2 separate regions of the Homo sapiens genome follow, and region 2 is linked to region 1. Evidence: chromatin loops called from intact Hi-C (ENCODE). Cell type or tissue: OCI-LY7. All regions are shown on one strand. Links, peaks and the distances in the headings refer to the core of each region. The heading gives the core; the rest is flanking DNA. Region 1 overlaps SYK (spleen associated tyrosine kinase). Region 2 overlaps SYK (spleen associated tyrosine kinase).

What was found. Hi-C counts contacts between places; a loop is a spot of excess contacts. Peaks named below come from ENCODE experiments on the same cell type or tissue, not always from the same donor. Only the 100,000 strongest peaks of a DNase experiment are listed, where the experiment ranks them.
Region 2: a loop joins it to region 1, with 2.5 times the contacts of the local background. A loop is called at or near these places in 2 of 110 quality-filtered maps.

Annotation. Positions count from the first base shown.
Region 1 is chr9:90,822,263-90,838,455 of GRCh38, forward strand. The region is part of intron 1 of SYK (spleen associated tyrosine kinase); the gene reads left to right. Among named protein-coding and RNA genes, the nearest start is that of SYK, 29 kb to the left of the region's middle. RefSeq lists an enhancer at 8,671-8,740. In OCI-LY7, for the core only: CTCF peaks have their summits at 7,897 and 8,096; DNase peaks (open chromatin) are centred at 5,109, 5,449, 8,009, 9,019 and 3 weaker places; H3K4me3 peaks cover 5,308 bases; H3K27ac peaks cover 7,038 bases.
Region 2 is chr9:90,872,027-90,888,219 of GRCh38, forward strand. SYK (spleen associated tyrosine kinase) reads left to right here. Exons shown (of 14, transcript NM_003177.7): 8 at 2,178-2,265; 9 at 2,646-2,823; 10 at 5,545-5,754; 11 at 6,738-6,927; 12 at 15,723-15,863. Among named protein-coding and RNA genes, the nearest start is that of SYK, 78 kb to the left of the region's middle. RefSeq lists a silencer at 8,126-8,338. In OCI-LY7, for the core only: no CTCF peak of the experiment used is centred there; DNase peaks (open chromatin) are centred at 8,895 and 9,795; H3K4me3 peaks cover 2,018 bases; H3K27ac peaks cover 4,897 bases.

The DNA of each region.
Region 1 (16,193 bases), core at 4,440-12,439:
TCTCTTTGCCTTACATTTTATATTAGTTAATTAAGTCAGCAGATTTTTCTTGGGCTCCTGTGATGTGACTGGCACTGTTTTGGTACCAAAAGGGCATTGCAAAAAAAGTCCAGAAGTAGACAGATCACAGCCTTCAGGATTAAAAGCAGTCTCATCAATGTGATATTTCGTTTAAACTTAGTAGCAAGCCCATTGAATTCTCAAAATGAGAATCTGCTAATTATCACACACTTTTCTTATGAAAGAATAATTTTTCATAGTCAATATTTCTAAAATATAATGTCTCTTTCTCATTAGCAGAGACCGATTGTATGGCAGATTTACTTGCACCTGCGGATGCTGGAGATAGGTGATGATTTAGTATAGTGCACATCCACCAGGCGGTCCTCCTGGGTCCCAATATTTAGGCCCACAGGATGAGTCCAGGTGATATTGGGCACAGGCTCACTCAGAGGCTATCAGACAGAAAGCTCTGCCTCACTGCACAGCAGCTTCAAGCATTGCCTTCAGTGGGAGTCTTACTTGCAGTCCACACAGCTCAGGTACAAGGCCCCTGAGGTCCACACCTGGAGCTAATCATCTCTTTGAATAACACTGTAGACATAGCTACCAGAAAATAAAAGAAATAGAAAGGCATGATTAATACAAGCCTCACTAGGTTCTTATTGTGAAGATCTGAGAAAGAGCTCCTCATGGCCCTGGCATGGGAGGGAAGAGTGATAACTGTAAAATACCCCTAGGCTTTCTCCATGACAATGGTTACTCTCCAAGGGAAAACACTTTGCAAGAGCCTTGTCTCAGCTGGGAATTCCCAAGGGAATTCCTCAAGTTCCAGCACCCTCATCACTTTATCACTTAAAGGACAAAAAACTCATAGTCAACAGGGGTCAGCGCTTCAAGGAAATTGTTACAGAATGGTAAAGGGGTCGAATATCCAAGAAGACATAACAATCCTAAATGTGTATGTGCATAACAACAGAGCATCAAAATATGCAAGACAAACACTGGTAAGACTGAAAGGAGAAGTAGACAAATCCTGTCTTATAGTTAGAGATTTTAATCTCTTTCTCACAAAAGTTGATAGACCAAATAGATAGGATAAAAATGACCTAAGCAGTACTGTCACTCAACTTGATCTAATTGACATTTATAAAATATTCCATTCAACAACAGAAAAATACACATTCTTCTCAAGCTCACTTGGAATATTCACCAAGATAGAGCACATTCTTGGAAAACATGTTAACACATTTGAAAGACTAAACGTCATACCAATTATGTTCTCAGAACACAGTATAATTAAACTAGATATCAACAACAAAAAGATGGAGGTTTTGGGAAATTTCCCAAATATCTGGAAATCAAACAACAGACTTCTATATAACCTATGTTTCCAAGAAGAAGTCTCCAAAATCTAAAAAAATATTTTGAAGTGCATAAAAATAAAAATATAATTTATCAAAAATTTTGGAATGTAGCAAAAGCAGTGCTTATAGAGAAATTTATAGAACTAAGTGCACACATTAGGTAAAAAATATATAAAGAAAATTACTTGTGATTCTACTTTTAAGAAACTACAGAAAGAAGAGCAAATTAGGCCTAAACCAAGCAAAAGAAAAGAAATAATTAAAATGAAAGCAGAAATCATTGAAATTAAAAACAGGAAAACAGTAGAGAAAAGTCAATAAAACCAATGTTGGTTCTTTGAAATCATCAACCAAATTGATAAACCTTTAACCAAGAAAAAAAAAAGAAAAAAATGTAGAAGATGCAATTTACCAATATCAGAAATGAAGGAAAGGTCATAACTGTTGATCTAATGGATATAAAAAGATGATAAAGGAAGATCATGAACAACTCTGTACTCACAAATGTGGTAACTTAGGTGAAATAAACTAATGCTTGAGTGACACAAACTACTAAAACTTACAGAAGAAATAGGTAGCCTGAATAGCCCTATATCTTTAAAATTTAAATTAATATAACCTTTAAAACAGAAATCATCAGGCCCAGATGGGTCCACTAGTGAATTCTGTCAAACACTTAAGAAAGAAAGAATACCAGTTTTCCATAATCTCTTCCAGAAAATAGAAATGGAGGAAACAGTTTCTAATTCATTTTATGAGTTCAGATTTCACGTAATACCAAAACCAGTTAAGGCATTACAAGAAAACAAAGCAATATTACTTATATATACAAAAACCCTCAACAAAATGTTAGAAAATCAAACCCAACAACGTATGAAAAGAGCTATGTACCACAGCCAAGTGGAATTTATTCCAGGTATGCAAAACAGGTTCAACATTTGAAAATAAATTAATGTGATACATCACATCAATGGGCTAGAGAAGAAAAATCATATGACCATGTTAATGGAGGCAGAAAGGGCATTTGACAAACTCAAAACACTCTTTCATGTCAAAAAAAAAATCTTAAACTAGGAATAGAGGAAAACTTTTGTAACTTGATAAAGAGCATTAAAAAAAAAAACCTACAGGTAACATCATACTTAATGGTGAGAGACTGAACACTGTCCCTCTGATACTGAAAACAAGGTAAGACTGTCCTCTCTTACCACTCTGTTCAACATCCTACTGGGAGCCCTAGCTAGTGCAAGAAAACAAAACAAAACTTATACAGATCAGAAAAGAAGAAATAAGACATCTTTTTTCACAGATAATATGCATGTCCATATGGAGAACTTCAAAGAATCCATAAAACAACTCTAATAACCAATAAGTGAGTCTACAGGATGCTAGATCAATATACAAAAGTCGGTTGCTTTCCTATATACCAGTAGTTAACTATTGAAATTTGAAATAAGAATAATTACCATGTATAATAGCACCAAAAAGACAAAAAAAAAAAAACACAAGAAAATACTTAGGTATAAATCTAACAAAATATGTACAGGATCTGTATGCAGAAAACTACAAAATAATGATGGAAGAATCAAAGAAGATGTAAGTAAATGGAAAAGTAGTCCATGTTCGTACATTGGAAGACTCAATGTTGTTAAAATGTTCATTCTGCCAAGCTTGATCTGTAGATTCAACCCAATCCCAATCAAAATCCCAGCAAGCTGTTTTGTAGCTAATGATGAAATGATTCTGAACTTTACTTGGGAAGGTAAAAGATCTAGAATACCCAACACAATACCCACTAAAAAGGACAAAGTTGGAGGACTCACACTACTCAATTTCAAGTCTTACTAGAAACAGATACAATTTCTGCCCTTATGGGACAAACAGACATTCATCAAAAATTCACATGCTAGAAAGTAAAGGTAAATTAAGTCAAAACAGTGGTCAGTGGTACAAAAGGAAAGCATGTTAGTTTTGACTGTGGGGACAGGGACATGTTTATCCTGAGCTCAAAGGGTAGCCTGGACAGTGGAGGATTTTTAGCAGAGAAAAGGGCCACAGCTTAGAACATGTAGGAAGGGAGCAAGGTGGGGGCACTGACAGCCAGAGCTACTCAAAAGAGATGTGGAGGAAAAGGATGTTATGTGGTTTTGGAGACAAGTAGGCATGTGTGGGAGGCTGAGACGTGAGATGGGAGGGATTGGCAAGGGGTTGACTTTCAGCAGTGTAGAGAAGGGAATGATCTAAGAGAGCTTGGATTTTCATCTTCATAAATGGATGGAGCTCTTGGGCCAAGGTTCTCAAACTTGAGCCTTTAAAATACAAAACCTAGAGCTTCACCCCAGAGTTTCTGATTTGGCAGGTCAGGGTGGAACCCTAAGAATTTTCATATCCTCCATGTTTCCTGGTGATGCTGACATTGCTGGTCCAGAGACGCACATTGAGAACCCAGCTCCAGGGAACAAGAAGGAGCTCCAAGTTAGGCAGGAAAGCCCCAAGCTTACATTTGGATGGGTTGACTATGAGGGCCTTTGCACTGCCACCTGAAGATGGTAGCTAAGAGAAGAGGCAGGCTTCAAATATTGGCTCCACCACATACTGTGTGTTCTTCAGCAAGCCAGTTGACCCTCCTGAGGCTCGATGACCAGGTCTGTGAATTGAGGATAACAATAGTATCTACCATTAGGGATGTTGTGCACATCAGTTGATAACCTTTGAGTCAAGTACTCATGGAATAGCTGTTTTGCATTATCCTCATCACCTTCATCATCATGGCCATTCTGGCCAGCACTAAAGATGTACAGCCAACCTCTTCTGTGGCTGAAGTTTATCTTCTATAAAATGAGAACTTGTTTTTCATGAAGCTGTCATTTTCACAAGTTTGGGGTGCAGGTGCAGATTGCCTACTGTTGTGTTTCTGAACACTTCCCTCGCGAGGCTCCTAACCCCACCCCAGTAAACTCATCAACATGACTCCTTCCAGCTTCTACAGCTCTGGAGAGGGTTCCTTTTTATCTTGCGTTTCCAGGGATGTTTCACGGCCTTTTGTGGAGTGGGCCCTGGCTGAGCTTCTGGCCCTTCTTGAGTGTGGAGGATGTCACAGACTGCAGTGGGAAATTAAAAAGCTGCTTGCTTCACAGAGTAAGGGAATGTTAGTAGATGCTTGAAAAGTACCCTGAGGGAGCTGGTCAGAGGTGCTCTGTAAAGTTGCATCTGTTGCTAGCACCATGAGCAGCTGTCTGACCAGGAGGCCTGGGAACAGGGACAGAGAGAGCTGGCACCCTTCTTTCCTCTGCCCTACACATTGGCCTTTCCGCCATTAAGACCATCTCTGCTTGACTTTTTCAGTCTCCTGGCTGGCAATTAGCATCTTGAGGTCTCCATTAAGATCTTTTCAAGGATGCTCTTCCTATTTGGTTCAATCTTCTGGTTGAATTTGATACATGTTATGATGTAGGACTTTTTAAAAAAACATAAAACAATCAGGAAAACCTCGCTATACCCATTCCAGCAATTCAAGACCAAGTTCATTTTTGGTAAAAACACTTGGGAAAGGGCATTTCCAGGCTGGCTAAGCACTAAATGGCACAGCCCTGTCCACTGACTCCCTCCTCAACTGGTGTGTGTTCTGGAGGGATCCATGTCTCAGAGCATTACTTCATTTTGAATGTGCAATTAAAAGAGGCCCCGTGCTGCTGGGGATCTCACACTTCTGCTTTCTGGTTTGTTTTGCATGCTGACACTTTGAGGAAAAGCCCATTTCCCTAATTACAGACATCGTCCAGCAGCAGGAAGCACTCTGGCTTGTTGATGCCTGTCTTGTGCTTTCTCTCTGTTTCAGCTGTTTTCCTTTTAAGATACTCCTCTCAGATTTGTGTGCTTCTTCCCTTCCCACATTCTATACTGCCCAGCGCCTGGGATTCCAGATCTGCGTTTGAATCCAGGAAAGGGAGGTAGGTCAAATTTGTGGGAATCAAGCATATTTAGAAACCCTAACCTCAGGCTCTGCGCATCTGTGGGTGTCTGTAGGAGGGATACTTAGGTTTCATGCCTGCATCTGCGTTTCCTCTCCTCTGCCGCTAACATTCTTCCACTGAGCACATGTCCATCTTGAGCTGGAAGGTTTAGCGGTTTGCCATCTTGTCTTGCCTGCAGTTATGATGCAGCTAAAGCATCCTTCTCTCCTTCCTATAACCTATGCCACTTTGCTTTAAGCATTGAGTATATTTATGTCTCAGGTTTATGAAAGACAATTATAAAATCTCAGGAGACCATCATAAGCTCCTGTAATATCTTGCAGTCCTGAGTCACCCACAATTATTTTTTAACTGGCTAGGAAAAAGAATGCTAGCGATTTTTTTTAAATAGACATTCAGTAAAACTCTAGATATTTCTTAATCCACATTTACTGTGTCCTTTTTGCTTAAGTCAGGTGTTTTGGTTTCTCTAGCAGCTGCAGGATCCCCATAAAGATTATGCTCATAAGGTAGTGATGGAAAAGTAAAATAGAGCCTGAAAGCGGGAAACTTCAGCAAGGCACTAAGGCACAGACAAGAGATGTTAGGTCTGCCGGCTGTTGTCATTGCAGTCTGCTGTGGCCTCACCCCCGCCCCCCCCCCCGCCCCGCCCAGGCCTTCACAGCTGAGTAGGAAAGGATCTTGGGATGGGTACCAGGGCAGGATCAAGGAAAGCCTGCAACTGCGCTGCCCTTCTCATCATCCATATGTGGTTTGCCCAGATAAAAGCAATATAGTAAGATCTATCAGGCATATTCAACGTGAGTTCTTTTTTCTAGCATCTTGTTGGTTGTTTGTGTTTTTCCCCAGAGAAGAGTGAGTGATGAGGTGGCCCTGGGACATGGTAGATGGTGCAGTTCACTGGGGAGACATCCTTGGCCCCACTCAGGGTCAATATGCGCCCCACACCGCTGGCTGCAACCCCACCCTGTCCTCTTCTGCTCAAAAGAGCATGCAAGGGACATTGCTAAGTGGCAATTTTGGTTGCAACCCAGTGTTCTGTTAATTATTCACAAAAGCTAGCTCTCTTTTTAATTACCAATTGTGTGTGCGTTGCGTGTGCGTCCCTTCCCCCTTCTCTGAGCACACCTGTATGATGAGGCATGTACTTCTTCCTGGTGGAGAAGAACTGCAGAGATGTCTCCCAGGTTGAGCCTGCAGCCTGGCCCGGTCACCAGCACAGCACGGTGACTTGACTGTCCTCCCTGGCTCCCTTCCCCACCCGTGGCAAGTGGCAACTTGCTTTCGCTCACACTGAACGTGGTCAACTTGCCTCCCTGTCACACTGTAGCACTTGAATAGGGCAATATTAGATTATAGCAGAGGTTCTCAGACATTAGAGTGCTTAAAAATCACCTGGGAAGCAGGCCAGGCGCAGAGGCTCACGCCTGTAATCCCAACACTTTGGGATGCCGAGGTGGGCGGATCATGAGGTCAGGAGTTTGACACCAGCCTGGCCAACATAGTGAAACCCTGTCTCTACTAAAAATACAAAAAATTAGCTGGGTGTGGTGGTGTGCGCTGTAGTCCCAGCTACTCAGGAGGCTGAGGCAGGAGAATTGCTTGAACCCAGGAGGCAGACGTTGCAGTGAGTGGAGATCGTGCCATTGCACTCCAGCTGGGGTGACAGAATAAGACTCCGTCTCAAAAAAAAAAAAAAATCACCTAGGAAGCTGTTTAAAATTTACCCTTCTTGTCCGTATGCCCTATTTGCTGGGTCTGAGGTGGGCCCAGAACCCTGCTTTCCAGAAGGGAGCCTGAGGGTGGGGTGCCCTGAAGACCACACTCAGGAAGAACCGGACATGTGAGCTTTCATGAGCCAGAGTCCTGCCAAGAACTAGAATCTGCAGGTGGCTTTGGCCAGTCCCACTTAGAGGCAAGAAGACGTGAGGATAGTAGAGAACCTGGAAATCACGCAGTCCCCAGGATGAAAGTGGAACTCTCGGACCAGATCCTTATTCTCTTACTTTCGTGAGCCATTTCTGCCTACCTGTTGTCAGGGAGGCAGGAGGTTCATTTTTCTCTCACATGGTGCCTGACATAATGACTTGCACGTGATAGATGCTCAACAAGCATATTGAATGAATCAATCAGTTAGATTGTAAATTAAATGCACCAGATGGGCTGGTTGTTTATTTATAACTACACAGTTAACATTTATATTAACATAATGTTAACACCAAAGCGTAATATCTGTTTTCTGTGTTAATTATGGCAAGGTGGGCATAGAGAAGAGATTTCTGAGTGTCTTTTGCAGAGCTTGAAAATGTCTATGTGTTGGTTGAGATAGATCAGCCTTTACTTGATGCACTTTCAATCTTTTAAGTTCTGAAGGCACAGCAAGAGAATTTGGTGTTGAAGGTTTGGATAATGTTTTCAAGTATTTCAATATCCCTCTATTTCTAAACATTAGTAAAAATCATGCCTCATGCTACCATCCTTAGCTTCACTTTGTGTTTCTGAATTGTGTATCTCTATATACTAAGAAGTCCCCCATGTATGCCTGCAAATATGGGAGAGTCAACCGCTCAGCAGAATGTGCACAATGTAAGGCTGTGCCTTGGAGACCAGGCACCCTGTGCAGTGTGATGCACAGGCAGGCCTCAGGATGGCGCCGTGGAGGGCAAGTGATACCTACTGACGAAGCCAGTGGAGTGGATGCAAGGCCAACTCAGGCCCTGCAGCTGGGGTTCTGTTCCTCAGTGTTGAGGCCACAGGTCTGTGTCCACATGTTTTCTTTTGTACAGTGGGATTCTGCCGCACAAGGCAGTGCCCCCAGCCCTTTGCAGATGAGTCAAACATGCTTGTTTGCAGAGCCTGGTGCTGGGTGGGGTGGTCCCATCACATCACCTCTTCCTTGGTCATTTCTCTGTAATTAATCAGCCAGTCCCTGACCAAACCAGCAAGATCAATTCTCCCTCTGGTTGGACTCATTCCTCTTTTTTTTTTTTTTTTTTTTTTGAGATGGAGTCTCGCTCTGTCGCCCAGGCTGGAGTGCAGTGGCATGATTTCTGCTCACTGCAAACTCCGCCTCCCAGGTTCATGCCATTCTCCTGCCTCAGCCTCCCAAGTAGCTGGGACTACAGGCGCCCACCACCACGCCTGGCTAATTTTTTGTATTTTTAGTAGAGACGGGGTTTCACCCTGTTAGCCAGGATGGTCTCAATCTCCTGACCTTGTGATCCACCCGCCTCAGCCTCCCAAAGTGCTGGGATTACAAGCGTGAGCCACCACACCCGGCCTCCTCTTTCTTATGAAAATTAACCCACAGATGAAGTTTCCTTTCACCCAAGTCTTGACAATTTTCTCAGCTTCAAGCTGCAGAGGAAATTCCTAGGCACATCTTAACAGGGCTGCTTTGCATTGAGGGGGCTGTGTGGTTTGAGCGTGATAAGCCTGGATATCTTTCTGCACTATGCTGATTTTTGTTCCCTTAAATGGTATGGATTTGGCAACAATTGTTTGCAGGTGATCTTTTCCCAGAGAACCACTTATTTCCCCCACTGTCTCTGTATGATAGGAGGGCTCTAATGGCCCAGGGATGTGAAAGTGAGACACCTTCAATCGCTAAGGACTGCTGGAAATGTGAACTACAGGAAGTTGAGGGGGCTGGAGGGGAGGAGGCAGCACCTGCCGGAGCCATGCTTCAGTGGGTCTCAAGAAAAGCAGAAGCCTGGAATCTCAGGGCTGAGGCCCCTTGATAACTAGGACAGATGGGTTAATAAAAAGGGATACAGAGACATAGGCTACCTCTTCTGGTTCAATGCCAAGCTAGAAAATCCTGAAATGAACACAGATTTATGAGATAGGAGTAATATATTTAAGAACACAGTCTTACATAGAGATAACTATTTTCCCAAAACATCCAAGGTAAATTTATATATCTTTATGGATGAGGTTGGGTCTTTTCAGGGAAGGTTGGGGAGACGGAAGGGAAATTACTTATTATCAGTCCTCATGATTCATGGATTCCATATCTCCGCATTCATCTATTCATTTAAATCTGTTTGCAACCCCAAAATCAATACTCACAGCACTTTTGCAGTCATTTGTGACGTGCACAAAGCAGTGAAAAATTTAAGTCACCCAACACATACGTTGAGGTCGCACAAGGTGACACTCTGCTTTCTTGTTTTAGCTCTTATAAACACATTTTCTTTTCTCTTGGCCCATTTAGTCCATGGTTTTTGCATTTTTGTGCTTTTCTGGGGTGATTTTGCTATTTAAAAATGGCCCCAAACACAATGCTAAAGTACTTACTGTCTGGTGTCTCTAAGTGCAAGAAGGTTGTGATGTGCTTTACAGAGAAAATACGTGTGTTAGGGAAGCTACTTTCAGGCATGAGTTATTGTGCTGTTGACCATGAGTTCAAGGTTAATGAATCAACAATATATATGAAATAAATATCTTTAAATAGAAATACACATAAAACAAGGTTCTGTATTGATTGATTGACAAAAAAGTTGTAACCAGAGGATCACAAAAACCTAACACCATATTTCCCCAGGAGCAACTGTTCAGGATTTGCAAATTCAGCTTTCATGGTGATTTTATAGAGCATAACTATTGTGAATAACAAGAAGCAACTGTATTTTGTTTCATGCATAAGATGGAAAGAGAACAGAACCAGAAGTATGATATCGATGAAATGGAGAGAGGAGAAAGAAAAGAAAGAAATGACACTATGAAGATTTATTAGTTAAAATGTTACTAGTGATAATAAATTAATCAGAACTTTGGCCTCTGCCTTTGATCCTGGTTCCCATAATCTCTAAGTGCCAGGCTCAGATAATGTGGCCCTTGCAGGGTTTGGGCAGCTAGTCCTCTAACCATTTTCTACAGGTAAACGTGGACATGAAAGAAGCCAGGGTGAGGCAGGCAGCTTCCAGAAGCACACACTGGGCTCAGCTCCTTCCTTCCTAACCTCTATTTTAGCTCCACGTACCTCTTCAATACCAGAAAGTCTTCTTCTGATTCTGCCAGAGCCCAGCTCCTAGAACCTAGCTCATACACTCACCAGCCTTTTTTGTCAACAATTCATTCAAATATTTATTTACTTAAATATCCATTAAGCACTGTTGCTTCTCTCGCCCAACTCCATTGCACATGCTATATCAGTTATCTGTTGCTACATAACAGATCACTCTAAACTTAGTGGTTTAAAACAACAATAATTACTTATTATTGCTCATAATTTCTGTGGGCCAAGCATTTGAGATAGCTGGGTAGGCTCAGGCCCTCTGTAGGGTTGTAGTCAGGTGTGGGCCAGGGCTACAGTCTCATCTGAAGGCTTGATAGAGGCTGGAAGATACTATTCCAAGGTGGCTGCTCATACGGCTGGTCACTTACTGCTGGCTATTGGCTAGAGGCCTCAGTTCCTTACCACATGAGCCTCCCCAAAGAGCTACTTGAGCATCTTTCCAATGAGGCATCTGGTTTCCCCAGAGTGAGCAATCCAAAAGCTGAGGAAAAGTGTTAAGGGCTTTCATGAGCTAGCTTCAGAGACCCAACATTGTCACTCTGCAGTCAGCCACTCTGTGTGCAAGGGATGGGAGTACCAGGAAGTGAGGATCACTGGGCACCATCTTGGAGGCTGCCTGCCATGTATACATTTTAACTCTCAAACAAAATTTGAAGACTGAAGACCCATACTTAAAGTAGCCTCTGTTCCAGGCAGTAGAGAACAAAATGTAAACGTACTTACACTAATGGAGTGTCTATTCTAGTGGCTTTGGGGAATATAGACAAAAAAACAGAACTAAAACTCTAAGGTGGGACAGGGAGCTGGGAGTGTTAGTGTCAGGTGGGCCTATAGAGCTCAGCCCCCCTTCATCATGTTGGCATTCATGCTGGCTGTTCCTCTGTAGGGGATGAAATTTTCCCCTGCCAGAAGAATGGGCTCTGGACAGCTTGTTCAGCTGCTTGCTCAGGTGTGAGCATCTGTGCCTAATCTTCCAGTCAGACTGCCCTAGAAACATCATTTCTTAATTAGCTGAAAGGGTATCTGAAACATTGTACTTATGGTGGCAAGCATGGATCTATTGCTCTTCATCTATAAAGTTGCTGCCTGATAAGGTAGAACTACACAAATGATAGTTTCCCAACTAAATGCATTTTAAAGGGCAAAGGTTGTATAGTCAGCTTTAGTCCTGGCATAGGGGAAATGGACTATGGAAGTCTAGTTGGAAGAGAAGATTGAAACATGCCAGTAAGTGCAAAAGGATACAGTATAATTTAAATAAAACACATGGAAGACATGAGGATGCTAGTGGGATATGATGGGCTCATCCATTTCTGCAGGCTCCAGGAGGGTGGCTGGCAGGGCTTCTTTGGTGTGGGGCAGAAAGAATCAAAGCCTGTAGAATAAATCTGACTCCGTTCTAGATTTAACTCCTCATGGTGTATCACGTGCAAGGTGAAGCCTGACTGGCACTAGGGAGGATTTTGAGGTAAGGAAGCATTGTCTTTGGTTCAGTCCAAGCCCTCACTGACTTTCCACCATCTTCAGGTGGGGGTGGGCATGTCCGTCTGTCTCCCAGCCTCATGCACACACATGTGTGCACACACATGCACACACATGCATGCCTTCTTATGAAGTGTGGGTCTGGCTGCCCGTGCTTTTTCCTTCATCTCACCATGACTTATCCTTCCCTCTTCTATTCAAAGTTCCCACTTGAGAGGGTCCAGTTGCCCTGGGCACCCCTCCACACTCCCCACTCATGACTGAAATTAGTTACAGTGGCTTTGGTATACTGTCATCCCCTTTCACCAGTGAAGAACTCTATTGCTATAGTGCCCAGGTCACACAAAGCTGGGCCGGGTCGCCAGCGTTCCCGATTCTCACCTCTGTGTCCCTGGGTTTCCTGCTCTCTGGCCCAGTGGAACCACCTCCACGGGGTACCATTCCTTTCCAGCCTTGTCTTTTGTTCATTGGCAATGATGTTAACAAATTAAATAGGGGAATATTTGTTCATCTAATTTATTGGTAAAAAGGCTAGAACAAGCTTATCCAACCCATGACCCATAGGCCACATGTGGTCCAGGATAGCTATGAATGTGGCCCAACTAAAATTTGTAAGCTTTCTTAGAACATTATGAGATTTCTTTCCCTTCTTTTCTGTAGTTCATCAGCTATCATTAGTATTAGTATATTTTATATGTGGCCCAAGACAATCCTTCTTTTATCAGTGTGGCCCAGGGAAGCCAAAAGATTGGACACCCCTGGGCTAGAGCAATAAAATGGGCACATCAGATTTGTGTCCACAACAGCTGACACAGTGGTTTCCAGTCAGGGGTAAGTTACCCTTAGGGAACACTTGGCAATATCTGGAGACGATGTTTGGCTGTCATGATTGGGGAATGGGGTGCTACTGGCATCTAGTGGGGAGAGGCCAGGGATGCTGCTCAATAGTCTGTACTAGATGAGACAGCCCCCGACCCTACACACATAACAGAGAAGGATCCAGCCCAAATGTCAAGAGTGCCAAGGTTGAGTAACCCCGAGCTAATGTGATGAATGGTGCCAGATGGAAATGGGTGGGACCATCATAAGGAGGGGGAACAGGGTAAAGGCAACCATCTTAATTTGTAAATTGAGTGTGGGGGATGTGTTTTGACCACATGCTTTTGAAAAGGGAAGCTGTTCATTCTCCAGAAGCCCAGCGGAGATGTTGGATGGATGGGGCCACCCATAGCTGCATTCATGGACAGCTGGACACGGGCCCAGGAAATCTTGGCAGCGTCACTGGGGCCGGTGCACTTTTAAGAGGAGCTTGGGTGATATGAAATTGTTTGGACAAAATGAGTGAGAGGTCTTGAAATAATGTCAAGGCAGGAAGAATGCATTGACTTGGAGTGGCTGCCAAGAGCAAGCATTTGCAGGTTGTTTTGGGGAAGCAGAACTGGCTGTGTTCTCTTTGTCCTGTGCACAGTTGGAAGACGGGAAATGGAGGAGGAGAGATGGGGAAGGAGAGATGGGGAATCAGATAAGAAAGTGTTTTCCAACAGAAGCATCGGCACACATTGGAGTGAGTTCCCTTCCCTTAAGAGGCCAGGAGCTTATGTAGGAACCAAGCTCCATCTGAAGCAGCCACAGGGCTGGAGCATCTCGCAGATTAGTTGCCAGGGTTCTCTGATTCTGGCCCTGTTAGCCTCCATCTGGACACACAGCAATTGCATGTTTAGCATTTTTATTACAAAAGCAACATACAATTTTGACCCTTGAACGTTACAGGTTTGAACCATGTGGGTTCACTTATATGCGGATTTTTTTTCAACAAAAATATTGGAAAAAAGTTTTGAAGGTTTTTGACAATTTTAAAAACTTGCAGATGAACTCCATAGCCCAGAAATATAAAAAATGTTGGCCGGGCGCTGTGGCTCACGCCTCTAATCCCAGCACTTTGGGAGGCTGAGGAGGGCAGATCACGAGGTCAGGAGATCGAGATCATCCTGGCTAACAAGGTGAAACCCCGTCTCTACTAAACATACAAAAGTTAGCCAGGCGTGGTGGTGGGCACCTGTAATCCCAGCTACTTGGGAGGCTGAGGCAGGAGAACAGCGTGAACTGGGGAGGCGGAGCTTGCAGTGAGCCGAGATTGTGCCACTGCACTCCAGCCTGGGCAACAGAGCGAGACTTCATCTCAAAAAAAAAAAAAAAAAGTTAAGAAAAAGTTAAGTGTATATTGAATGCACAAAATATATGTAGTCTATTTTTTCATTTACTACCATAAAATGTGTACAACTCTATTATTAAAATTAAAATTTATCAAAACTTACACATAAATACTTATATGCCATTCACAGTCGAGGAAAATGTAAATAAATATAAAGATGCAGTATTAAATCATAATTGCATAAAATTAACTGCAGTACACACTGTACTGCTGTAATAATTTCATAGCCACTTCCTGTTGCTATTGTGATGAGCTCGAGAGTTGCAAGTACCTGCCTAAATCACTGTGTGATGCTCATCATCTCTGTGTGAGCAGTTCATCTCTCCAGTAAATTGCATATTGCAGTAAAAAGTGATCTTTAATAAGTGATCTCTTGCAGTTCTCAAGTATTTTTCATAATGTTTAGTGCAATACCGTACAACCTGAATAACACCATGGGTCCCATGTGAAGGGTCACAGTGAGGCTGGAAGTGCTCCCAAGAAGTCATGACATTATAAGAAAAAGCTGAATTGCTTGATGAGGATTGTAGATGGAGGACTGTAGCCATGGTTGCCTGCCATTTCAGATGGATGAGTCATCTTGTAAACAGATGACAGTAAATTTATGGTATTGATAAATACAGTACAGTATTGTAAACATATATTCTATTCCTTATGATTTTCTTAATGACATTTTCTTCTCTAGCTTACCTCACTATAAGAATATAGTATATGATACATATAACATGCAAAATATGTGTTAATCAGTTATTTATGTTATAGGTAAGCCTTCTGGTCAACAGTAGACTATTAGTTAAGTTTTGGGGGAGTCAAAAGTTACACATGAATTTTTACTACAGGGTGGGTGGTCAGCATCCCCACATTGTTCAAGGGTCAGTTGTATATTCACTGTGGAAATCCTAAAAAGCAAAGAGCAACATGTTTCCATCAAGCAGGATTTTGCCAGCCTCTGGTTAAACCCTGAAGCCTGAGCAAGGCAGTGAAATCTCCAGACCTTTGGGGCTCACATTTTAGGGAAAGGGCAGGTTTGTGTTGATGCTACAAAGGTAATAGATGCTTTTGAGAAGTTAACTATGTGCGGGGGTGGCCAAGGTAGGCCGAAGCAGCACCTGAGACTGGATCATCATGATGCAACTCTCTGAGTAAAGGCCTGAGAAGGAGGAAGCCAAGCAGGAGGCAGGAGAGGCCTCAACCTGGAGGCAGAAGCACAGTGTGGTGGAGATAGTGAGCAAGGTGAGGTTGCAGGTCTCGGGCCTGGTCAAGGAGAGCCTTGTGGAGGAGCAATGAAGATTTGCGATGTGATGTGGATGGAGAGGTTCCTTGTGAGCCTCACTCCACCTTCAGGGTAGGGAATTGTCAGTAAGGAAAGGAAGGACCAGGTGAGACTTCCAATACCTGAGAGATGGCGGTGGCTTCCACGAGGGCAGCCTCAGGAGCTATGGGGAGACATGATGGCTTGGGAATATATTTTAAAGAAAAGCTACTCAGAGGACCTGGAGACCAGCTCATCTAACCTGCTTCAAGATTCTCCATCCCTGTGACTGCATCAGATGGAGCTCAGCTCCTGCACAAGCTCATGGCTTCCCTGCATCACTGTGAGTGGCCAATGCTTCTGGTAGAAAGCACATTCCTTTCTGACTTGGTGAGAGGGAAGACTCCTGAAAGCAGCCAGGGTCTCATCCTCAGCAACTGTGGTGCTCAATGTCATTTCCTCAATTAGGAGAGACTGAGGGAGGAAGAGATTTGCTGAGGGAGTGGCAGGAGGAGTCAAAAGCCTCATCTGGAGTATGTGGAGGTCAACTTGTCTGTTACACATCCAAGGGGGGACGTCAGATAAGCAGACATGCAGATCAGGAGCTCAGTGGAGAGAAATAAATACCCATTAACCAACAAATATTTTTGATGACTTATTCTGCACTAGGAGCTGTTCCAGGCATGGTGATATGGCAGTGAACAAGGTCATCCTATTCTCACCTCCCAGAGCTGGCCCTCTGGTGGGAAGAACAAGACAATACTCAAATTCAACAGTGAATCATGATTTAAAGGGCTGCTGCCTTATGGAGATGTGCTGCAGAGAAAAATTAGGCAGGGAAGGGAGGTATGCGGCCCAGGACATTACAGAAGATTATTTCATGTCA
Region 2 (16,193 bases), core at 5,089-13,088, 50 kb after region 1:
AGATTCTCTGTGTCCATCGCTACTAATTCTTACTCATTCCTGACACCCTAGTATCCCTTTCAGCATATTTTGACAACCCCATCTCTGTTTTAAAATTCTTCCCTGCAGGATTCATATGTCAGGGAATTGCGTTCTGGTTTAATTGGAACAAGCCATTTGGAAGTCCTCCTGGTCTGGAGAACATTCTGTGAGGTAGAGAGGCTGCAACCCCAGGATAATGTCCTCAGTGGGAGGGACAGGAGGTCTTATGTCAAGAAGAGGTGATGGTCCCTCTCCTCACCAGTGATGGCTAGTCCGAGGACATCCTTTAATTCCACATCTGTTCAAGTTTTGTCTTTGGATCTCAGAATGTGCCTGCCTGCAGGGAAAATCAAAGGAGTTGAAATGACAGTAAATATTAACCTTGAAAGAGACTTTAAAAAAAATAAAACTATTTTCAGCCTAGAATTGGTTGCGGGAGAAAACTGGGCAAAAGAGGAGGACAGAAAGCCTAGGGGATCACCCAGTTTCTGTCAGGACAGTTTTCCAGAGGCAGGATAATTATATTATAAATCAGAAGTGAAACCACAGCACAGTCCTGTAATCATATGTAAATGTTTAAAAGAAATAGATTGTCATTTGGAATTATTCATTCTTATTTCTCTTCATCAGCATAAAGGCTTGAGAGAGAGCTAATTTTTAAAGCACATTAGATTATACTTCACATCTCCTAGTTTTTAGAAGTGATTTTCATTCATTCACCCATCCATTCATTCATGTGTTTGTTCAACACATTTTTATTGAGCGTCCTTGTGGACGTGGCACAGTTCCGAGTGCAGTGAATAAATGTCTCCCCCTCCTTGAGCTTATATTCTATTTTTATTTTTGATGTGTCATAGTTACTTCTGTTAATCAGTTCAGTAGAAGTGCTGAGATACTCTGTGACAAAACAGATCCCATCGACATCATTTTTACAAATAAGACCAGATGTCCTTTAGCCTTGTCAACAGGCTTGGGCCATGGTGAACAATGTCTGCCTCTGAAGTGCTCAGCAGACCGTGTGAAAGAAGAAGGTCCGGGTGTTTGGAAACAATGGCTGAGTGGCGGTAGTGGTGCATTGTGACCTCATTATTCTGCTTTTGGTTTCTCGCCTTGTAATATGAATAAGGCACATGAGGATTTAGTGTGTGTCATAAGATAAGTGACTGTCACGTTAAGCTTAATGTCTCTGTTTCTGTAACTTTCTCCATAATCTGGCAGTATCTCATTTCTTCGTGGCCAGTGTTTGGGCACTGAAAAGGTCAATCAATACATAGAATTGTGACTCAACTCACGCTGAAAAAAAAAAAAAAGCATCTGAATCATGGTTCTCCTGTGAATTAAATTTAGTAGCAAGAATCTTGTTTTAATTTGGAAGAAAGGGTGGGTCAGGAAAACTCAAGATAGAGACTTTCAAAAGGGAAAGTCCTTAGGATAATGAGTAGATTTCCCCCCCCAGTTGTTTCATGATATAAACTGATGTGGACCAAATAAATACCTGTCTCACAGGGGTACTGATTTCCAGCATTAGCTGTGGCAGCTGGAGCATTGCTGGCCTAGGTGGCAGCAACTGGCCTTCCCTTGGGACCTGTAGTTACTGACCAGTGCCACCCTCTGCCATCCACCCCAATGCTGCTGCATCTCCACCGAAGATAAAGACTTGGGTGGAGACTTGGAAAACATATGTGCGTTGGAGTTGGGAAGTAGGTAGGAGCAGCTGATGAGTACTAATTTTCCTCTTTAAATAATGTCCATGTAATATGAAATTGAAGAGCACAAGTTAAAGAAGGAAAATGCTTCCAAGGCGAACATGCAAATCATCAGCGATCTTTGGTAGGTGGGAATAGGATGTGCAAGGGGGTGAGTGGGGAAGCAGCTCTATCCAGGCCAGTAGAGTTGACTCTCACCACACCCTCTGAACACCTCACAGAGTCCCTTGAGTTGTAGCAGCACAAGCTTGCTTTAGCCCTTGCAAGATCCAAATAATTGCCCGAAGAATGAGATCAGCCTTATTTTCTTCCCTGTTTTTCGTAATTCTTTCCTTTGTCTTTCCTGCAAAAGTTAAACTGTGATTATTGGAAAATAAAAATAATTATGCAGATCAACTTAACAGTTTTGTGGATGAAGAAAAACAACCTGTTGTCCTTTATGTACTTTAGTCCTCCCCTGCCCAAGGGAACCGGCAAGAGAGTACTGTGTCATTCAATCCGTATGAGCCAGAACTTGCACCCTGGGCTGCAGACAAAGGTGAGACTTCCTTTCATTCAAGGGACATTCACAGAGCAAAGTGCGTGGTCACTTGTAAGTTTGTAGAGTTGGTTCACGAATCCACACCACGTCCGTGATTGCAATACAGCCACAGTTAGCCATGGAAACACTCACATCTAGTGGCAGGCAGCAGGCACCACATGCCCATGAGCAGTGATGGTGCTATTGAATGAAATGGTCTTTCCCACCTCCCTCACCCAACGACGTTGGAAATGTCCCTGCCACTCTTCAGAATTTCTCATCCCTTGCAACATTGATGCTACTCTGAGTTCATATTCCCATGAAGATCATGTTCTTGGAAGGATGAATCCTGGTGTGGGGTCCAGCCCCAGGTCGTATGTTTCTTGACTGCATTGCAGGCCCCCAGAGAGAAGCCCTACCCATGGACACAGAGGTGTACGAGAGCCCCTACGCGGACCCCGAGGAGATCAGGCCCAAGGAGGTTTACCTGGACCGAAAGCTGCTGACGCTGGAAGACAAAGAACTGGGCTCTGGTAATTTTGGAACTGTGAAAAAGGGCTACTACCAAATGAAAAAGTAAGTTGCTATGTTCCACCAGCCTCACCCTCACATGAGCTCAGGTTCTAGACATGACTGAGAATAACAAAATGTAACCTGGCATGACTAAACCCTTTTTTTATTAATGCTACCATTCTTGTTAATTTCTGGTACTATTATAATGAAAGCGTCCATTACCTTTAATGGCAAAAACTGCAATTACTTTTGCACCAACCTAATAGTACATGCACCTTATGGAAAATTAGGAAATAGAAACAAGCAGAAACATAAGAAAATAAAAACATCAAATTGGCATGGTGGCTCATGCCTGTAATCTTAGCAATTTGGGAGGCTGGGATAGGAGGATTGTTTGAGGCCTGGAGCTTGAGACCAGCCTGGGCAACATAGCAAGACCCTGTCTCTACAAAAAAAATAAATAAATAAATAAATAAATAAAACATAAAAAATTAGCCAGACATAGTAGTGCACACATATACTTCCAGCTGCTCAAGAGGCCAAGAAGCCAAGGCTGCAGTGAGCCATGATTGCACCACTGCACTCTAGCCTGGGTAACAAAGCAAGGCCCTGTTTCAAAAAACAAAACAAAAAAAAGAAAAGAAGAACATCATATTTGTATAATACCATCCCAACACTACTACTGTTAACTAAACATTACTACTGTTAACTTAATCTTATTGTATATATTTTTAGATCTTTATTTGTACACACAGATATTATTTAATTAAAACAAAATCATTCCATTATAACAATAGTTTTTACATTTATTTTCTTTAATTTTATAGTTACATCTCATTTTTCTTACATGAAAATTATTGATTCCAAATATGATTAGTATAATTATTTATTGGCTTTATCCTATGATTTCAGATAACAATACATATTATACAACAGTTAAAATTGCTAAATTTCGAAAATATCTTTGTATTTCTTTTGGTCTTTAGAAGGTACCCAACATAGAATGTACAAGTAAAACTACTGGTTTCTAAAGTCCTTTGAAATACACCCTCTGTTTGAATTGGTATGATACTAATATGAATGTGGTTAGATTTAGTAGCTTCATGGTATTTCAAATGTAAGGGATTTTTGTAAAAAAAAAATTCGTGAGTAGGTAATTTTTATGATTCAAGGGTTAAAAATATAGACAAAAATATACACAGACATGCGTGCTTTCCGGCCGGGTGCCGTGGCTCATGCCTATAATCCCAGCACTTTGGGAGGCCAAGGTAGGTGGATCACCTGAGGTCTGGAGTTCAAGACCATCCTGGCCAACATGGTAAAACCTCGTCTCCACTAAAAATACAAAAAATTAGCTGGGTGTGGTGGCATACACCTGTAGTCCCAACTACTTAGGAGGCTGAGGCAGGAGAATCACTTGAACCTGGGAGGAAGAGGTTGCAGCCAGCCAAGATCACACCATTGCACTCCAGCCTGGGCAACAAGAGTGAAACTCTGCCTCAAAAAAAAAAAAAAAAAAAGAAAGAAAGAAAAAAGAAATGCTTGCTTTCCAATCTGTCCCTTCGATTTGTTTTTGTGCATGTGTGTGTGTGTAAATTAGATACACATACATGTATGTATACACACACAAACATACACACATATGTATACATTCACAAGTATATACATGCGCACATATATACACACACAATCAAAATTGGCTGTGATACTTATTTTAAAATATATGTTTGTATATCACAGTCATTTTGTACAATGAGTAAAAATGTTTCTGTATTAATCCTAAGCTTTTTCAGATTATGAAAGGTTGTGATCTTTATTCTGTGCTTAAATTTGTGAATTAACATAGACATGACTGTGGACATAATTTCAACTAGAGAATTTGGGGAGAGGAGAGGCTCTCTCGGTCAATTTGGGGCAAAATGATGTCTTTACAATACTGAGTCTTTCAATCTATAAACACAGCCCATCTCTCCATTTACCAGGTCTTCTTCAGCCTCTCTCAGGAGAGTTGTTTACCTTTTCAATGTATTACATTGAAATATATGCTTTTAAATTCTGCACCTAGAAATTCACTTTCAACAATTATGAAAGGCATTTTATATTCACATTCATTACATGTAATCTGAGATGGTGAATCCCAAGATGTTACAGGAATTCGTACATGTCATCGTTGGTGAAGTTTATTTACAAGTTATTTAAATATTTTACAGTTTAGGGTTTTTGCTTGGTTGGGACATTCTTCAGTACTGTTCTTCACCATTCTTTTTATTTTATATTATTTTTTAGAAACAGTGTTTCACTGTGTCACCCAGGCTGGAGTGAAGTGGCAAGAAGCTCACTGCAGCCTTGAACTCCTGAGTCCAAGTGATTCTCCCACCTCAGCCTCCCGAGCAGCTGGGACTACAGGCTTGCACTGTCACACCTGGGTGATTTTTTTTAGAGATGGGGGTCTCACTATGTTGCCCAGGCTGACCTTGAACTTCTGACCTCAAGCAATCCTCCCCTTTCAACCTCCCAAAGTATGGGGATTGTCAGCATGAGCCACCATGCCCAGCCCCCACCATTCTTTTTTAGTAATGGAGTATTACTCTCATTGTCTATAAAATAAGGGAATATAGGTTGGAAGGCCAGCCATCCATTACAGGCTTCTGAAGACACATTGCCACTCTGTGGCAGGTATTTCCGTGGGACTGTTTCCACAGGGGGATTATGCTTCACAGGATAAGATTATCTAGAAGTGAGGCATTTTGGAAAGTTTCTTGTGTGTTATGATTTCTCTTGCAGAGTTGTGAAAACCGTGGCTGTGAAAATACTGAAAAACGAGGCCAATGACCCCGCTCTTAAAGATGAGTTATTAGCAGAAGCAAATGTCATGCAGCAGCTGGACAACCCGTACATCGTGCGGATGATCGGGATATGCGAGGCCGAGTCCTGGATGCTGGTTATGGAGATGGCAGAACTTGGTCCCCTCAATAAGTATTTGCAGCAGAACAGGTATTGTCAGGTGCCCCCACACATCTGGAAGCTATCCCCTAAGGGACAGGGCCCACCCCTGGATGGGCCGAGCAGCCTGATTTCCTTGGGAAGCCTTCCCACCCTCCTGTGCCTTCCTTTATTGGTCCATACTCAGGGACCTTGACAGAGGGACAGGGAGACATAGTCTTTGGATTCAGCTCTGTTAGCTCTAGTTGTTCAGAGAAGAACTCATTTGACAGTTTTGTCTTTTTTTTCTTCCTGTAGTCATTCAGTCTTGGCCTAGTGATAGACTCAGCCTCAGAATATCTTGACATGGAATCTCCTTTCTCACTGGGAAGAACACTTTCTTTTTAAAGAAACATTTTAAATAAATGCTTTTCTAAGAGGTGACAGTTAAGTCTTATCTGTTTGGCTGACCTTATGTTCTCATGAGTGATGACTTCTGAAAATACCAATCACTGCTAATTGATTACATCCATCAAGGGAGTAATTGTGTTCTTCTCATCTAAAGCTGTTGTTGAGATGAAGAAACTCACTTGGAGTAAGACAGAATGATGGCCACCGAGGAGCTTGCCTCATTTGCTGTGCTACGTTTGTACTTAGATTGTCTCTTTAGTCTCCATGGAAGGGAGGTGTTCTTACCCTGACTTTGTAGGTGAGAAACTGATTCTCAGGGTTAGTTCTGTGACCTGTGTGATACTGGAACAAGGATTTGAGGTGGTGCCTGGCTATCTGTGAGCCAGGCCTGACTACTCTGTTATACTGCTTTTCTTGCAATTCCAAGCATGCCAGGAAACTCAATCCCATTGAACACCAGGAGAATATGGCATTGAGTCCTGAAGAGCTATATGCTAACAAAGTTATTTGTCACCACTCGTGAGTTTTGTTGTTTAAGAAGAGGGAAGGAGTAGATTCACCCACTGCCTGCGTGAGGAGCATGGTTGTTTGTTGTGAAATGGGTCACTGTCTGTTATAGCTGATGAGATCATTATGACTTTCAGACATGTCAAGGATAAGAACATCATAGAACTGGTTCATCAGGTTTCCATGGGCATGAAGTACTTGGAGGAGAGCAATTTTGTGCACAGAGATCTGGCTGCAAGAAATGTGTTGCTAGTTACCCAACATTACGCCAAGATCAGTGATTTCGGACTTTCCAAAGCACTGCGTGCTGATGAAAACTACTACAAGGTAAGTACAACTTAGCTAATATTCAGAGCAGCAGGTGGTAAAAAATGCAAGATAAATGTACGTTTTCTTTATTTTATTATTGGTATGGTTTCAAAAAGCAGTTTTGCTACTGAAAAATAACTATGTAAGATATGTTCTTATAATCTTTGATTTTACTGTTTAAAAAATAAAAATAATATCACACCTTGAGATTTACTCAAAGTAGTATATTCTAAATTATGTTTCATGGAATGATCAGGAATCGAGGTATTAAGTGAAGATTTGTTTTGAAAAAAGAAGAATGGGATTCCTTCATTAAGTTAATTTGAAAAGTTTGCATTGGACAGCTTGATTCTTGCAGGATTTCCCCGAAGCCCTTTTCATGCTACTTAACATTACGAATCTCAGTAGAGGGTTTACTGCACTGCATTTCTCAAACCAGATTCATCCATGGCATCCTTTTCTGATAGGACATTTCATAACATGTGGTGGAACACTGTCCCACAGCATGGAGCTATTGGAGCTTGGAGCTCCAGTACTGCAGTTCAGAGCTCCAATATTGCAGCTTGGAGCTATTCCAAAATAACTTTCTAATGAACACCTACCTATACATGCAAAAGTTAGAAAGTGAAGATTTACCAAATAAACTCGTCATCTGTGTATGTCCACTACATATGTAGAAATTGTTCTATTGGCTTAACTGGTATCCAGAAGAGTTGAAGTGTCAAAAAATAGATGCAGTGCTGGAAAGAAGAGATCTAGATAGTTATGTGACTGAAGCTAAAAGAAATATGCCCCTTGGTTTGGTGAGGCAGAGATTATCAAGAATTAAGGGTGGACTTCCAGCAAAACATAAAGTAGAAACTAGTTCTGGGTGCAGGTTTGGACTTCCTAAAAAATAATTTCACAGTGACCAATCCCCTTGCTAATATAACTTGACCCCTCTCTGAACCCTCAAATGAACCAATAACAACTAAAAGAAGAAAAGATAAGAAAGCTCTATCTTCATATTAACTCATCTGTGGTGTATACCTAGGGTCTATGTTAACCAACTGGAAAACGTGATGGCACCAATCCCACTGAGTCAAAGAGGGTGCCGAAGGCAGGTTAACAACCCTGCTAGTCTCTGGTGAAGTCCACATGCTCAGAAATAGATGGCAGACCTTCAAAATCTACCTAGTGGGTGGCAGATAGGATCCTGTGTTTCATGCCCTGCAGTGGTCAGAGACCCCACCCTGAGTGACAATACCCACCCACTCACCTTTCCCTAAGAGGCAGTCCATGGACTGGTAGGTGATGGGGAATGGTGGACCTCGGCCAGCAAAGGGACTGCATGAAGGGTAAGCCACAAGAGCCAAGCTCCCAGGCAGGCAGGCAGACTCCACCATCTTGAGCACAAAGGCCAGGCGAGAGTACAGCAGGGGTCAGGCTGGCCCTCCTCACCCCATTCTTCATACAGTAGCTTCCCAGAAGGAAGCCCCTTCAGAGGTGAACCACTGTGAGAAAGGCATCAGCATGGGCCTGGATAGAAATAGCAGGGAAACAGAGCAAGGAAGACAGCAGCCTAGGATGACCAGCATGGGACATGCTGGAGAAAGAAGCCTGTTGTAATGCTGGATGTACCTCATCATGATCATTACAGAAAAGAAGACAGCCTGTCTGAAACAAGGACACAGAGGAGATAGAGAAAATGAAACATGAATGCTGGGCACCTTATCCACTGCTGTATAACAAATCACCCCAAACTTACTGCCAAAAACACCACCAGGTGTTGGTTTCCCTGCCGTCCTGCTGTGTGGGCAGGGCCAGGTAGGCAGGGTTCAGTGCGTCTGCTCACACAGGGGATTGCACAGTGGCCCGAGGGACAGGAGGACCGTTTCCACTCTGCTCACTCACACTACTCAGCCACTGAGCAGCTGGTTAGACACAGCCCATGCTGGAGACCTCTGCGGGGCTGTCAGCCAGCTCACCTGCACATGGCCTCTCCTTGGGGCCCTTGGGCTTCCCTTGGGCCCATGCTTCCCTTGGGCAGCATGGCAGCTGCGGGCTGAGAGCAGTTACCCAAGAGGCAGGAAGTGGGGGCTGCCAGGCCTATAAAACCAGGCCCAGAAACTACCTCAGGGTCACTTCCACCTGATCCTATTGGTCAGAGCAGCCAAGGCCACCAGCTTCAAAGGATGGGATAGATAGAACCACCCTTTTGAGGAGAAGTGTCAAAGAGTCAAAGAACATGGGGCCAATTCTAAAACTGCTGTAGATATTAAACAGCATACCATTAAAAAGTAAACTAAACTAAAAAGTAAACCAAAGATTGTCTTTGGACAATCAATGAAGAAAAAAAGCCACTAGGGAAATAAAAGCCATCTTGGAAGCAGCAAAAAGAGACAAAACTACCGAAAAGATAGGGTAGTGGAAGATTTCTGTATGAAAACAAAGCAAAGTGAAATGGAAAAGAATAAAAAGTGGGCCGGGCGTGGTGGCTCACGCCTGTAATCCCAGCACTTTGGGAGGCTGAGGTGGGTGGATTACCTGAGGTCAGGAGTTCGAGACCAGCCTGGCCAACATGGTGAAATCCCGTCTCTACTAAAAACACAAAAATTAGCCAGGCATGGTGGCAGGCACCTGTAATCCCAGCTACTCTGGTGGCTGAGGCAGGAGAATTGCTTGAGCCCGGGAGGTGGAGGTTGCAGTGAGCTGAGATCGTGCCACTGCACTCTAGCCTGGCCAACAGAGCAAGACTCTGTCTCAAAAAAAAAAAGGAATAAAAAGTGAAACAAGATCAAAGAAAAGTGCTAGCTGTGGAAGCAAACGAACGCTGGCACTCGGGAAACCATGCGTGACAGGGTAGATTTGTGCAGCATCACAACTGAAAAACACAGGTGTTCTTTGATCCAGCAGCTCCTTCCGAGAGCAAACACACACATCTGGTAATGTGCACTCTAGCACGGGCTGCCACGGCAAAAATCTGGAAACTGCCTGACGACTGCTCCGCAGGGTTTGGTCCAATCAGTCATAGCAGATTCACAGGAAGCTCACAATGCAACCCTTTTAAAAGTGACTTATTTGCATGTGCTGACCTAGAAATATGTCTACTATACATGGTTAGGTAGAAAAATTAAAAAGTACAGTGCTCAAAGAATATGCCCCTAGTTTTATGACCAGAAAAAAGTATACACTACCTATTTATGCATGTATCTAGGTTATTCTGAAGACAGCCTAAATTTCATTGCATTTAAGATTTGTCAAAGGTTTACTTTTTTCATCAGTTCAAAATTCAGAAGAAACCTGAAATAACACACATGGTTGTATTGTTCATGACTTGTAAGATCAAAATTTTAAAATAGCACACAAGGTGATGGAAACAGAAGTATAATCAGTTGTATCATTTGGAAGAGAAGTGCCAGGGCACCTTATGGTCTCCAGATTGATGTCCTGAATGTCTCCTTGTGATCCACTGTAGTGTCATGAAATCAGTTTTCACTGAAATCATGTCCCCCTCTCCACCCCAATGAGACCTCACACAGGTGACATCAGCAGAAGATAACCAGACTCCGCTGTGTGCCCCCTGAATCCCAAACCCAGAGAGAGGGTTTTGCTATGCAGTTTTGACCTCTGTACTATCACTTGCTTTTTAAAATTAGGAAATTAGAATGCTTAGATCATTTTTTAATGATGCTAGCAAGTAGTGCATGCTAAAATAATTGACCTGGGTGGAGAACTGATCAAGATGGACGACTAAATGCAACTAGTATATGCTCCTCCGTAGAGACGGACCAAAATAACAAGTACATATTCACACTTCCAATAGATGGTCTAAGAGAGAACACAGATGCAACCAAGGAGCGACAGGAAGCACCAAAAGCAAAGCACAGGGAAACAAGGCAGCCTGCTTGGCCAGGAATGACTGGGAGCTGGGAGAAGCTTCCAGATATGGGGAAAGCATAAATGAGAGATCCCCAGGGCTCCACATTCCAGCCAAGGACTTCTACAATCCTAGCGACAGAAGAACCCCTCGACCCACGTGGGCCTTAAGACTAACATAGGGAGCTGCCTAGGGATCACACAGAGGCATTGCTCCATAGAGGGAACTCACGCTGAGTCCCACAGGCTTCCAAGCTCTGAGTAGCTGCAGCTTGGTGCCATACTGAGAACCAAGTCCCCAAAGGACTGCATCTTGCCCTGGGACTATTGCTGATGCTGCCATCACCAGGCCAAGGACAGAGGGGAGAATGGACACCTTCACACACCCCAGGGACAGATCCCCCTGCTGCTACAGGCTGCTGTGGGGCTGAGACACAAGCAAATCACACCCCCTATAGCTGCCTGCCTACACTGCTCCCCCTGAGAATGTCCGCAGCCTCCCCAGGAGCAGGCCCATAGCCAGCGCCATTCTGAGAGCCAAGCCTCCAAAGGTCTGTGTCCTTCCTTGGGCCAGGGCTGATGCTGCCACTGCCCCGCCACATAGGGAGAAGGGAGGCCAGGCACTTTCACATGCCACAAAAACAAATACCACCACCACTGCTGAGGGCTGCTGTGGGACCAAGGCTCAAGAAGACTGCATATCCCACAGCTACCTGCCTACTCTGCACCTATTGAGAGTGGCCCTACCCTTTCTGGTGGTAGGCCTTCAGGGCAGCCACTGCTGGCAACCTAGAGACCACCCCTCCCTGCGTATCACAGCCAGCAGCTGAATGCACCACCAGGGAGCCTGAGCACAAGTCCATTGGCCTAGTCACATGCCCCAATACTTGAGCATGACATCCTGTTGCAGCCACCGCCAACACCAACATGGACCACTTGGGTTCCAGTGAGTTGCCCTACCACCATTACTGCCATCACCCACATCACACCCACTCCCCAGGAACCCAAGAACCTGCCCACATGCCCAGCCACTGCAGCATCCACACAATCTACCTGAAAGCCCAAGGGTCAGCCTTCTTAGACCTACTAACACCAGTGCTAGTGTATACCGCCCTAGGGCCCAAGGACAGGCATACTCAGCTCACTGCTGTCACCACTGGGGTCTGAAGACTGGCCCACCTAGCATCCTATTCACAGTACACCTTCACAACAGCCTCCACTAATAACCATACCCTAAGGCACTGAGAAAATCACAGGTGTCACTGAGGCTGTTTATGGCCATAGAAATTATACATAGATTAAATACTGCATTCACCCCAAATCAAACCCAAAGTGCCCTACATATATATATGTGTGTGTGTATATATACACACATACACATACGTGTATATATACACACATACACATACGTGTATATATACACGCATATACACATACACATACGTGTATATATACACATACACATACACATACGTGTATATATACACACATATACACATACGTGTATATATACACACATATACACATACACATACGTGTATATATACACACATACACATACGTGTATACATACATACACACATACGTGTATATATGCATACATACACATATGTGTATATATACATACATATACACATATGTGTGTACATATACATACACATACACATATGTGTGTACATATACATACACACACATACACATATGTGTACATGTACATACATACACATACACATATGTGTACATGTACATACATACACATACACATATGTGTACATGTACATACATACACATACACATATGTGTACATGTACATATATACACATATACACATATGTGTACATGTACATATATACACATATACACATATGTGTACATGTACATATATACACATATACACATATGTGTACATGTACATATACACATATACACATATGTGTACATGTACATATACACATATACACATATGTGTACATGCACATATACACATGTGTACATGCACATATACACATATGTGTACATACACATATACACATATGTGTGTATATACATATACACACATATGTGTGTATATACATATATACATATATACATATATATACATATGCACATATGTGTATATATACATATATATACATATGCACATATGTGTATATATATACACACATATATGTGTATATATATATATACCCAACATATATATACCCAACAACATATATATATTTTCAGGAAAAAGACCTCCTCTACAAAAGCAATTTCAAAAAACTGGAAGAAATGACTGTTGTACCACATGGGCAGATATCAATGTAAGAACACAGGAAACATGAAAAAGCAAGGAAATATGATACCTCCAAAGGAACACACAATTCTCCAGCAAAAAAATCCCAATCAAAAAGAAATTCACAAAACCCCAGATGAACAATTCAAAATATTGATTTTAAAGAAGCTAAATAAGATATAAGAGAATTCTGAAAAACAATAGAGAGAATTCAGAAAAACAGTTCAGGATATGAATGAGAAATTTATCAAAGAAATAGATATTTTTAAAAGAACCAAACAGAAATTCTGGAACTAAAGATTCATTGAATGCAATAAAAAATACATCCCAAACTCCACCAATAGACTAGATCAGGCAAAAGAAAGAATCTCAGAACTTGAAGACAGGTCTTTTGAAACAACCTATTCAGACAAAAATAAAGAGAAAAGAATAAAAAAGAATGAGCAAACCCTTCATGATATATGGGGCAGTGTAAAGCAACTGAATATTCAAATCATCAGTGTCCCCAAGGGTGAAGAGAGAATGAAAGATTAGAAATCCTATTTAATGAAATATTAGATCAAAACTTCCCAAATATAACAACAAACCTAGACATCCAGATGCAGGAGGCCCAAAGGTCCCCAAACAGATACAATGCAAAATCATCTTCTCCACAGCACGTTATAATCAAACCACTTAAAGTCAAAGCAAAAGCAAATATACTAAAAAGAGCAAAAGAAAATCTTCTAATTACCCATAAAGGAACCACCATTAGACTAACAGTGGATTTCTCAGCAGACACCTTACAGGCCAGGAGAGAAGGGGATGACATTTTCAAAGTGCTGAAAGAAAAATACTGCCACCCAAGGAGACCATGTCCAGCAAAACTATTCTTCATAAATAAAAGAAAAATAAAGCCTTTCCCAGGTAAGCAAACACTGAGGGAATTCATCACCACTAGACTGATCCTAGAAGAAATACTCAAAGGAATCTTAAACGTGGAAGTAAAAGGACAATATTTACCATCATAAAAACACACAAAAGTATAAAACTCACTGGTAAACCAAACATACAAATAATCCTGTTAAATAGTGGGCTAAGAACATAGATAGACATTTCTCAAAAGAAGATATACAAATGGCCAACAGGTATATGAAAAAATGCTCAATATCACCAAACAGCAGGGAAATGCAAATTACAAACACAATGAGATACCATCTTACCCCGGCTAGAATGGCTGTTATTAAAAAGACTTTTTTTAAAAAAATGCTTTGCAGATGCAGGAAAAAAAGGAACTCTTATACACTGTTTGTGGGAATGTAAATTAGTATAGTCACTACGGAAAATATTAGAGAGACTTCTCAAAACAAAAACAGGCTGGGCACGGTGGCTCACACCTGTAATCCCAGCAGTTTTGGAAGCCCGAGGCAGGCAGATCACAAGGTCAGGAGATCAAGACCATCCTGGCTAACACGGTGAAACCCTGTCTCTACTAAAAATACAAAAAATTGGCCAGGCCTGGTGACAGGTGCCTGTCATCCCAGCTACCTGGGAGGCTGAGGCAGAAGAATGGCATGAACCCAGGAGGCGGAGCTTGCAGTGAGCTGAAATCACACTACTGCACACTCCAGCCTGGGCGATAGAGTGAGACTCCATCTCAAAAACAAAAAGAAGAAAAAAAAACTAACTACACATAGAATTACCATATGATCCAGCAAGTCTACTATTGGGTATTTATCCAGAGGCAAATAAACTTGTATCAAAGGGACACATACACTCAACGTGCTTATCATAGAACTATTCACAATAGCAAAGATGTGGAATCAACCTAACTGTCCATGGATGGATGAATGGATAAAGAAAATGTGGTGTGTATATATATATATACACCTCTAGAGGTGTTCACTGGTTACTTAGGGTACACCCTATGTAAATGAAGAGGCTAAAGTGAAGTTACAAAGTTATTTACTTGGTGTACACCCTATGTAAATGAGGAGGATGAAGTAATGTTACAAAGTCATTTACTGAGTGTACACCCTGTGTAAATGAAGAGGATATTTCCTGTCATAGCTGAAGTGTTTCCATTTGATTTAGTTCTAGGAAGTCCTTAGGTTCCCTGCCTCCAGGCCCTATTCTCCTGTCTCAATTTCACTCAGCATAATGTCCTCTAGGCTCATGCATATTGTAGTGAATTCCCTTCCTTTTGAAGGCTGAATGCTATTCCATTGTCTATATAGAGGGTGTTTTGTTTATCCACTCATCTGCTGAAGGACACTTGGGTTGCTTTCATGTTTTAGCTATTGGGAATAATGCTGCTATGAACATGAATGTACACAATTTTATGCTTTTCTTTCTTTCTTTTTTTTTTTTTTTTGAGATGGAGTCTCTCGTTGTGTCACCCAGGCTGCAGTGCAGTGGTGTGATCTGAGATCACTGCAACCTCTGCCTTCTGGGTTCAAGCAATTCTCCTGCCTCAGCCTCCCAAGTAGCTGGAATTACAGGCACCCGCCACCACACCTGGCTAATTTTTGTATTTTTAATAGAGATGGGGTTTCCTCTTGGCCAGGCTGGTCTCAAGCTCCCGATCTCAAGTGATCTGCTCTCCTCAGCCTCCCAAAGTGCTGGGATTACAGGCATGAACCAATGTGCCCGGCCCACAATTTTATTCTTAATGGAATTTCTCCCTCTGCTTTGCTTTTAGGCCCAGACCCATGGAAAGTGGCCTGTCAAGTGGTACGCTCCGGAATGCATCAACTACTACAAGTTCTCCAGCAAAAGCGATGTCTGGAGCTTTGGAGTGTTGATGTGGGAAGCATTCTCCTATGGGCAGAAGCCATATCGAGTGAGCCAGTCCTGCTTCATTTTCTCACTGTGGGGCCATTAGAACAGATAAGCACCAGATTGTCTTTACAACAACCTGAAAATCCTAATCTGAGTCTCTCATTATCTTTTACCAGTAAGCAGTTAATGTGCCCTCAGTCTATTCCAAACTGAGAATGAAATATCTGATGCTCACTGAAGAGTGTGTTTTTCCCATTGTGTGTCAACACATGTAAATATACACAAAATATAACCCAGATCATTACTCATTAGAGTTGAAATAGAAATAATGACTATTTACAGTATCTTAATTACATTTTTTAGATCTTTTAATTAAAACATATATACCAAA